2 separate regions of the Homo sapiens genome follow, and region 1 is linked to region 2. Evidence: read pairs that join two places in POLR2A ChIA-PET (ENCODE). Cell type or tissue: CD4-positive, alpha-beta T cell. All regions are shown on one strand. Links, peaks and the distances in the headings refer to the core of each region. The heading gives the core; the rest is flanking DNA. Region 1 has its middle 33 kb from the start of OR2AG2. Region 2 has its middle 12 kb from the start of DCHS1.

What was found. Peaks named below come from ENCODE experiments on the same cell type or tissue, not always from the same donor. Only the 100,000 strongest peaks of a DNase experiment are listed, where the experiment ranks them.
Region 1: POLR2A ChIA-PET joins it to region 2 with 8 read pairs; 3 of 35 experiments call an interaction of 5 or more read pairs at or near these places.

Annotation. Positions count from the first base shown.
Region 1 is chr11:6,735,845-6,741,109 of GRCh38, reverse strand. No RefSeq gene overlaps it. Among named protein-coding and RNA genes, the nearest start is that of OR2AG2, 33 kb to the left of the region's middle. RefSeq lists enhancers at 4,084-4,263, 4,514-4,603. In CD4-positive, alpha-beta T cell, for the core only: CTCF peaks have their summits at 2,843 and 3,044 (motif pointing left); DNase peaks (open chromatin) are centred at 3,039 and 4,179; H3K27ac peaks cover 2,760 bases.
Region 2 is chr11:6,665,497-6,670,985 of GRCh38, reverse strand. No RefSeq gene overlaps it. Among named protein-coding and RNA genes, the nearest start is that of DCHS1, 12 kb to the right of the region's middle. RefSeq lists an enhancer at 2,870-2,919. In CD4-positive, alpha-beta T cell, for the core only: a CTCF peak has its summit at 2,946; DNase peaks (open chromatin) are centred at 375 and 3,065; H3K27ac peaks cover 312 bases.

The sequences.
Region 1 (5,265 bases), core at 260-5,259, 70 kb before region 2:
GATCTATGTTCCATGTCTCTTTAGAGCTCACCCTTTTTCCATTTCTTTATCCTTTGAGGTTAAATTCTGAAACAACCCTCAGTTGAACATTCTAGCATAGCAATAGAGTCTTCAGGTGTGTTCATGCAAACATTCAGCCAGAAAGAATACTTTAGTTGGAAACCAGGATGCAAAAACTCTCAAATGAGTTGTTTCTATATCCAGACCATCCAAAATGGCAAAATTAATATTTTACACTCCCACATTTTCTCCACTGAAAGTGTCTCCTTAGGATAGTGTTTTTTCTTTTTTTCTTTTCTTTTCTTTTCTTTTTTTTTTTTTGGAGACAGAGTCTCACTCTGTCGCCCAGGCTAGAGTGCCATGGTGTGATCTCTGCTCACTGCAACCTCCGCCTCCTGGGTTCAAGTGATTCTCCTGCCTCAGCCTCCCAAGTTGCTGGGATTACAGGTGCCCGCCACCACACCCAGCTAATTTTTGTATTTTTAGTAGAGACAGAGTTTCACCATGTTGGCCAGGCTGGTCTCGAACTCCAGACCTCGGGTGATCCACCCGCCTCCGTCTCCCAAAGTGCTGGGATTACAGACATGAGCCACCATGCCCGGCCAGGATAGTGTTTTTACAAAATGGGATTGAATACTTAACATTTGGAAGCATGTATTAAATGAACTTTGGAGTGTTTTAGAAAATGATAGTTTCTGAACAATAACTAGGCTTCACATGTCAGAACTTCTGTGAGTGGGACTGGGAATTTTTTTTAATGTCCCCAGATGATAATTTTAAATAAAGATTGAGAACTGATTTGAAATATTAACTCATACTTCTTACTCTAAATTAGCTTAAAACCAAGCTTGTTTGATGCGCCAATATGTCAGGTAAATCAGGCATAGAAGTGAAGACATTAAAAGCCTTCACACCTCCACTAGTTTTTTGCAGCATTTTCCTTTCCTTGAATGAATTCCTGCCTTCTCTGAATCTATATCCACAATAGACCAAAGTTGTATTATTGGATAGGAGGAAAAATTATTGTCCAAATTATTGTCTAAATTTTTCCAGCATCCAAAAGTATGGGTAAATAATCTACCTCTAGCACACAAGTCCTTCTTTGTGGGTAACAGTAGAGTTGACAACAACTAAGGGACATTTTCCTCCTCCTCTTCCATCTTCCCATCACTCGCATACCCACTTCTTTCTCATTTGCATGACCCTAGCACCTGCTCTGGGGCATACAAGGCTACAAAGAAGGACTTGTTACCTTTGGAGACTATCAGAACAGGTTCCTAATACAAAAGTCTCAGATGTACACACCATTTTATAGGTGTATATTTTAGACAGTAAGTCTGTGAAATGAGAAAACATGGTCTTGAAAAAGATGTAATCCTGTTACTTGTTATTACATCCTTCCTGTAACCAAAAAAGTTCACTTTTTATGTAACTGCAAAGGATTTCCTCCCAGATACTCTGGCCAAAGGAATGGATTCCTTCTTCATTTCCTAACTATAAAGATAATTACCTTCTGAAAAAAAAATACTAAAGTTTGTTCTGACACTACCTACACCTAGTCAATGCTTTTGCATTAATCCTCAGTAAAGATCAATTTAGTAAGCTTCATAACTACCAGGGACTCAGTCTTTGGTGAGAACTAAATACGTGAATTAATTTCCACATTGCTCTAGAGAAAGGTATCTTTCTCTAGAGTTTTACTTGTTCCTTAACTAATTTGGTTGAAAGATATATTTCTCTAGAGCAATGTGGAACTTAATTCATATATTTAGATATCAATTATATTTAGTTCAAAGTTGAAATCTTTTTCTGTTTTGCCTGATGATCAAAAGTGGTATCCTGACTGGGCGCGGTGGCTCACGCCTGTAATCTCAGCACTTTGGGAGGCCAAGGTGGGTGGGCCACCTGAGGTCAGACATTCAAGACCAGCCTGGCCAACATGGTGAAACCCCATCTCTACTAAAAATATAAAAAATTAGCTGGGCATGGTGGTGCATGCCTGTAGTTCCAGCTACTTGAGAGGCTGAGGCAGGAGAATCGCTTGAACCCAAGAGACAGAGGTTGCAGTGAGCCAAGATTGTGCCATTGCACTCCAGCCTGGGTGACAAGAGTGAAACTCCATCTAAAAACAAAACAAAACAAAAAAAAGTGGTGTCCTTTAGGATACAAACTGATGTTCCCAAATTACTAATGGATCATATTTTTCATTGGGTACATATCAAAAGGCTGCCAGCTCCCATCAGGGAAAGTCATCTTGAAAACTCTCTTCTGACCCATTTCCACAGTGCCCCACAGAGCTTACTCATGTGGAGTGCAGAGTGAGGAGAGTCTGATGGTGTGGTGGGACCTACATTGACTCCCCACCTCCTAGAGCCACACAATGTTTGTCCAAATATGCACCGGGTTGTACAGTAGAGACAATTATCATTGAAAATTCTTCCCACCTCCCTACATGTCCTGGTCTATTCTCTTGAAATGACAGCTCTGAGAATTCTAGCTTAATAGAAGCCTTAGAAGGAAAAAGCAACTGCAGTTTGTATCCTATTTTTTGGTTCCCTCCTAACCCACTTGGTGGTCAACGGCTATAGGATTTCAAAGGCTAGAGAGACCTCCCTAGGTCACAACCTTCATCTCCTTGAGGAAAGAATGTCCCTTCTTGGAGAAAAGAACAAAACCAAACCAAACCCAGGACTTGCCAAAAACATTAGCAGAAAAGAGACACAGCATCTCCTGTTACCTTCAGTCTACACCAAAATAATGATAGTCTCCACATTAAAGCAATTCCCATGCCCAATATTTCTTATTAACTCATAGTAGAAGTACCAGGAGATGGGAAGATTCTTCTGAAAGTTACCCAATAGAATCAGATTCCCTGGCTGCAGCTGTGGTATGTAACTTCAAGTTACAGTACAAAGGAAAAAGGCTTGGCCTTAATTCAGGCCCTCTGTCTTGATCATTACTTTGTTTTTCAATGTCACCTTCCATATCTTCATCATAACTTGACACAGTAATACAAAAGACTGTATTAATGCTCCCTCTAGTGGCTGGTCCGCCATTCTACTTTAAATCTTTGTGGTCACCTGGAGATTGGAGAGAGACCTATCTGAGGAGCTTCTCTCTTTCCTGTGTTTCCGTCCCCAGTCCTGCAGGTTTCTCTGGTGCTTGGGCCTTGTTCATCCTATTCAAGCAGCCCTTCTTTTCCTAACTTTTTTTCTGCTATACCTGCTAGCTTCCTAGTTACTTCAGTTCCTTGACTAATCCTTTTTTTTTTTTTTTGAGACTGAGTCTCGCTCTGTTGCCCAGGCTGGTGTGCAGTGGCGCAATCTCAGCTTACTGCAACCTCCCCGCCTTGGGTTCAAGCAATTCTCATGTCTCAGCCTCCCGAGTAGCTGAGATTACAGATGCCCGCCATCACCCCCGGCTAATTTTTTGTATTTTTAGTAGAGATGGTGTTTCACCATGTTGGCCAGGCTGGTTTCGAACTGCTGGCCTCAAGTGATCCTCCCACCTCAGCCTCCCAATGTCCTGGGATTACAGGCATGAGCCACCGTGCCCAGCAAACTTTGGCCAATCTTAACCAGAAATCATCCCAACAATTTTGCCTTCATCAGACAGAAAGAGATGAAAGCACCAAATGAATTCCATGTCCTGAATAGCCCAGCTACAATTGCTAAGCCTCCTAATCTCCAATTTCTTTCTGCCCACTCTCTGTTCCTCTTTGTGTTTTAACTTGTCACAGTGAAAAATTCCTGAAACCCAATATGAACATACATTCCATATAAATTCTCTGGGTTAGCTCTTCTAGGTCCTCAGTCATGGCTCCTCTCTATATATTTTCATTAACTCTAAGAAATTCTGTAATCTCTAGGAGAATGAGATGTTCTCTTGGCTTGACAGTGGTAACCTCATTTAGGTCCTCCTTCCCTTCCATGAGAATTTACATGTTTGAGCCCCACATCCCACTGGGATGGACACTGTAGTTTCAGCAGGGATTTTCAAAAAATTAAACGACTGAAGTAGTTAACATTTATTGAGCCCCTACTTCAGATCAAACACTGGGATAAGCACTTTTTTTGTTTTGTTAGTTGGCAGACAGATAAGGCAGGCTCCATGATTTGTGCCTTATATAATGTCTCCTCTTCTTTTGAGTAATATGGCAGAGGTGAAGGGGTTTTTCAGAGGCAATTAAAGTCCCAAACTGACTTTGAGTTAACCACAAGGAAGACTATCTTGAATAGGCCTGACTTAATTAGGTAAAGCCCTTAAAAAAGAGACTGAGTCCTTCCTTAGGGCAGATACTTCTCTCTCCAGTTGCCTTGAAAGGTAAGCCATCGTGTTGTGAGAGGAGCTATGGAGATGGCTATGTGGTAAGGAACTGTAGGCAGCCTCCAGGAGCTGAGAGCAGCCCTGGATGACAGCCAACAAAAAAATGGGAACCTCAGTCCAACAACCACAACGAATTGAATTCTGCCAACACATAAGCCTGGAAGCAGTTTTTCTCCAGCCAAGCCTCTGCATGAGAATACAGCTCAGTTAACACCTGGATTGCAGCCTTGTGAGACCCCAAGCAGAGGACCCAGCTAAGTCATGCCAGAGCTTCTGACAGGAACTATGATAGAGATGTATTGTTTTAAGATACTAAGTTTGTGGTAATTTGTTACACAGCAATATAAAAATAATAGAGATTTCTAGTTTCTAGAAGTTGAGTGGTGCTATAACAAAAACCTAAAAAACATGGAAACAGCTTTGGAATTGGGAAGTGGGAGCAGGCTAGAATAATTTTGAGGAACATGATAGAAAAAGTCTAAATTGCCCTGGATGGACTATTAGTAGAGATCTAGAATTTAAGGATACTGCAGTGAAGGCTCAGAAGAAAGTAAAGAACATGCTATTGGAGTCAGGAGGAAAAGGATCCTTCTTATATAGTGGCAGAATGACCTAGCAAAATTATTTCCTGGAGTTACATACAAATCAGAACCTGTAAGTAACAAATTTGGTTATAGTTAAAGAGACTTCCAGGCAAAGTGTTGAAGATTTCTCCTGATTTCTTCTTTCAGCTTGTAATAAAATGTGAGAGGTGAAAGATAAATTTGAGAAAAGAATTATTAGATAAAAAGAAACCAGGACTCCATAATTTTGAAATTCTCAGCCTCTCCAAAAGGCAAAACACACTACAATTGAGAGACTCCATCATGAATCTCTGCTGGGTATGACTGTATAATCCTTTGCTGAAAAATCAGAAATATAAAAAGTTTAGATTAATCA
Region 2 (5,489 bases), core at 254-5,253:
CAGTGGCATGATCTCAGCTCACTACAACCTCCATCTCCCAGGTTCAAGCGATTCTCCTACCTCAGCCTCCTGAGTAGCTGGAACTACAGGCATGCACCAGCACACCTGGCTAATTTGTGTGTGTTTGTGTGTGTGTGTGTGTGTGTGTGTTTAGTAGAGACAGGGTTTTGCCACGTTGGACAGGCTGGTCTCAAACTCCTGACCTCAGATGATCCACCTACCTCGGCCTCCCAAAGTGCTGAGATTACAGGCATGAGCCACCCCGCCGAGCCTTTCTCCACTTTTCTTAAACCCTCTACTTCACCTTCACCTCTGTCAGCACTTAACCTCACTGCCTATTCTGCAAAAAAGAAAAAGGAGTCTGTAGGCAAAGTTCTCTCAATTTCCTGTCCTCGTGATCCTTATCTGTACCCACAAACTAGGCAATTAGTTGAAAGAGTATTTACTGAAGACAATTCACCCAATGACCAAGCTACCCAAAGTCCAATTCGCCAAATTTTCCAAATTTACCAACTTAGAAAAATCTGCTTTTGGACACCAATATCTAATTTAGTGAAATTATCCATTCAAAAATTTGTTTATATCAGCAATTTATAAAGTTTATGGCAATTGTGTTGCATGGAAAAGTTTAACAGCTTTATGGATTCTATTATTTAAGATTTGCAACTGATTTCAGTTTGACTTAGTTTAGTTTTAGTTTTACCAGTTTCTTCATTAGACTCATTGCACAGTGGATTTCAGTCAAACTCCACTGAATGTCAGTTTTGTGTGTGATACACATTTCAGACATTTATGATTCAAATGCCTAAAACAAATAGATAATGCTCATTTGATCAAGATGATAAAAGTCTCTGAATTTACAGTGTTGAAATGAGCACTTTCCAATTCACTCTATGAGGCAGGTTAATTACCCTGATACTAAAACCAAAGATGTAACAGGAAAACAAAAATACAGATCAATATCTCATGTGAATATGCAAAATTCCTCAACAAAATACCAGTAAACTGAATCTAACAGCATATAAAAAGAGTTACCACCATGTCAAATGGGGTTTATCCCAGAAATGCAACATTGGTTTTCCATCCTAAAATCAATTAATATAATACACCATATCATATCAAGAGAATAAGAAATGAAACCACATAATCATCTCAGTATACACAGAAAAGGCATTTGACAAAATTGGACACCTTTTCATCATAAAACACCCAGTAAACTAGGAAAAAAGGGAATTTTTTCAACCTGATGAAAGGCATGGATGAAAAACTGTACCTAACATTATACTTAATATTAGAAGACTGGATGATTTCCCTCTAAAATCAAGAATAACACAGGGAGGTCCACTCTTGCCTCAACATTGTACTAGAGGTTCCACAAGAGCCACTGGAAAAGAAAAATAAATAAAAGACTTTTATATTGGAAAGGAAGAAGTAAAACTATCTACTTGCAGGTGACAAGGTCTTGTATATAAAAAATCCTAAGGAATTTACAAAAAAAAAAAACCTATGAAAACTAATAAATAAGTTCAGCAAGGCTACAGGATACAAGATGGGAATACGAAAATCAACTGTATGCAAAATTCAATTGTATTTCTGCACAGTAACAAGAAACAACTCAAAAAGGAAATTAACAATTCTATTTACAATAACATCAAATAGAATTAAATGCTCAGGAATAAACTTAAGAAAAGGACAAGATTTATACACTGAAAGCTACAAAACATTGTTGAGAGAAATGTTAAAATGCCTAAATAAATAGAAAGACATTATATGTTCAGGGATTAGAAAATATCACATTATTAAGATGCCAAACTGATTTACAGATTCAACACAATCCCTATCAAAATCACAGCTATCTTTTTGTAGAAATTGCTAAACCAATCCTTAAATTCATATGGAAATTCAAGGGACTCAGAATAGCCAAAATAATCTTGAAAAAGAACAAAGCTGGAGGATTCACACTTCCAGATTTTAAAACTTACTACAACATAATCAAGACTGCGTGGTACCAGCATCTACAGATCAGTGGAATAGATTTGAGAGTCCAGAAGTAAAACATTACTTTTATGTTCAATTCATTTTTGACAAAAATGATAAGAAAATTAAATAAAAGAGAAGTCTTTTCAACAAATGATGCTGGGACAACTAGATATCCACATGCAAAAGAATAAAATTGGACTCACATCATATACCAAAACTAACTAAAATGGATCATTTACCTAAAGTAGGAGCTGAAGCTATTAAAACTCTTAGAAGAAAACACAGCAGTAAATCTTCTTGACCTTGGACAATGATTTCTTAGATATGACACCCAAATCACAAGCAACAAAAGGAAAATCAAATAAATCTAACTTCATTAAAATTAAAAACGTTTGTGCTTCAAAGCACACTGTCAAGGAAATGAAAATTCACAAAATGGGAGAAAATATATGCAAATCACATATCTGATAAGGAACTTGTATCTAGGTATATAATTCTTGTATCTAAAGAATCCTTATGGCCTGGCGCAGTGGCTCATGCCTGTAATCCTAGCACTTTGGGAGGCCAAGATGTGTGGATCACTTGAGGTTAGGAGTTCAAAACCAGCCTGGCCAACATGATGAAACACTGTCTCTACTAAAAATACAAAAAAATTAGCTGTGCATGGTGGCTGGTGCCTGTAATCTCAGCTTCTTGGGAGTCTGAGGCAGGAGAATCTGTTGAACCCGGAAGGCAGAGGTTGCAGTGAGCCAAGATCACACCACTGCACTCCAACATGGGTGACAGAGTGAAACTCCATCTCAAAAAAAAAAAAGAAAAAAGAATCCTTACAACAACTCAGCAAGAAAGAAAAAATTTAATGGGCAAAGGATTTAAATAGAGATTTTTTCCCAAAGAAGTTATACAGCCAGTTTTTTGCTTTAACAAGAACTGGAAGCCCCACCAGGTTCTCGCTGTAAAGACTGGAGAAAATTTCCTCATGCATCCAGCAGGGGGACAGAAAAAGTAACAAATTTGAAATATACCCAGAGCTCTCTGTTCTCCTTAACAAGGCCTGCCCTCAGGGAAAACTGTTTACCACAGCCTAACCAACTTGAGTTTTACCAAAGCCTAACCAACATGGGGCAAGGGAAATACCCAGCCTCAGCCCCCTCCAGCCTTCCTGTCTCTCTACGGTGGAGTAGGGGGAAGCTGAGAAGCACTTGCCAAGGTCATAGCCCAAGGACATGGGCTCATTAAAAGACTGAGACATAATTATAAGACTATATAATGCTTCCCTTATCCACCCCAACCTTCTCACTGCATCAGTGGGCTCCTGAATAATAATAACAAGGGGTTACAGCTAAAAGAACTGCAAGCCTCAGCCCCTATTTAAGAAGGAGTCTCTAGGAAAACCCAAAGGCAAAAGGGAAGACAAAAATAAGGACACTAGGTGTTAGCTTCTGACACCACGGCTACAAGAAGTAGTAAACGCAGCCTGACTCCTAGCCAGATAAACATAAAATCTCACATTAAAGGCCTATCTACCTCAGTTCCTTTTACCTGATACATAATATCCAGTTTCAAAAAAAAAAAAAAATTACAAGACAGGCTAAAAGGCAAAAAAAAAAAAAAAATCTGAAAATACAAAGCAAGCATCAGAATCAGACTTATATGCCATAGATTTTGGAATTATCAGGCTGGAAATTTAAAATGAGTATGATTATATGCTAAGGGCTCTAGTGGGAAAACTGGATAGCATACAAGAACAGATGGATAATGGAAGCAGAGTAAAGGAAACTCTAAGAGACGATCAAAAGGAAATGTTAGAAATTTAAAACAGTGTAATAGAAATAAATAATGTATGTGATGGACTCATCAGTAGACTGGACATGGCTGAGGGAAGAATCAGTGAGCTAGAAGATATATCAATAGAAATTTTCCAAACTGAAAAGCAAAGAGAAAAAGGAATGGGGAAAAAAATGAAACAGACTATCCAAGAACTGTGGGACAATAACAAAAGGTGTAACATATGTGTAATGGGAATATCAGAAAAAAATAAAGAAAAGAAAGAAAGAAAGAGAGAGAGAAAAAAAAGAAAGAAAGAGAGAAAAAGAAAGAAGAGGAAAGAAAAGAAAGAAAGAAAAAAGGAAGGAAGGAAGAAAGAAAGAAAGAAAGAGGGAGGGAGGAAAGAAGGAAGGAAAGAAAGAGAGAAAGAGAGGAAGAAAGAAGGAAAGAAGAAGGAAGAAGAGGAGGAGGAGAAGAAGGAGGAGGAGGAGGGAAAGAAAGGAAGGAAGGAAGGAGAGAAAGCGAGGGAGAGAAGGAGGGAGGAAGGGAGGGAGGAAGGAAGGAAGAGAGAGAGAGAAGGAAGGGAAGGAAGGAAGGAGAAAAGGAAAGAGAGAAAGCAAGCAAGCAAATAAATATGTAAAGTAATAATGACTCAGAATTTTCTGAAATTAATGACAGACAGCAAGCCACAGACCCAGAAAGCCCAAAGAACAACAAGCACAATAAATACTGAAAAAATCTATGCCTAGGTGTATCATATTGAAACTACAAAGAGAAAATCTTGAAAGAAACCACAGAAGAAGATATACATATAGTCAATAAGCATATAAAAAAGATGCTCTGCTGGGCGTGGTGGCTCACACCTGTCATCCCAGCACTTTGGGAGGCCAAGGCAGGTAGATAACTTGAAGTCAGGAGTTCGAGACCAGCCTGGCCGACATAGTGAAGCCCCGTCTCTACTAAAAATACAAAAAATTTAGCTGGGCGTGGTGGTGCATGCCTGTAATCCTGGCTACATAGGAGGCAGGGTGGGAGGATTGCTTGAACCTGGGAAGCAGAGGTTGCAGTGAGCTGAGATTGCACCACTGCACTCCAGCTTGGGTGACAGAGTAAGATTTTGTCTCAAAAAAAAAAAAAAAAAAAAAAAAAAAAGATGCTCAACATCATTAGTTATTAGGGAAATGGGAATCAAAACCACAACAATATACCACTTTATACCCAGCTGGATAACAACAAAATGACGAACAGTAAATGAGGGTTCCAGTTTCTCCGTATCCTTGTCAACAAGTGTTTGACACTTGTTTGACCAGTAAACGAACCCTCATTTACTGGTGGTGGAAGTGTAAAATAGTGCAGCTGCTTTAGCAACAGTTTGGCAAATTTTCTCAAATATTTTCTAAAAATGTTAAACATAGAGTTATAATCATACCAGCAATTCCACTCCTAGGTATCTACCCAAGAAGAGAAAACATGTGTCCACACAAAAATGTATATACAAGTGTTCATAGCAGCATTACTTATAATAGCCCCAAAGTGGAAACAACCCAAATGACCATCAACTGATGAAAAGAAAAACAAGATGTGTTATATGCATACAAGGGAATATCTTCAGCCATATCTTAAGTCAAGAAATGAAGTACTGATACATGCAATGACATGGATGAATACTGAAAACATGCCAAGTGAAAGAAGCCAGATGCAAAAGGCCACATGTTGTATGATTCAATTTATATGAAATGTCC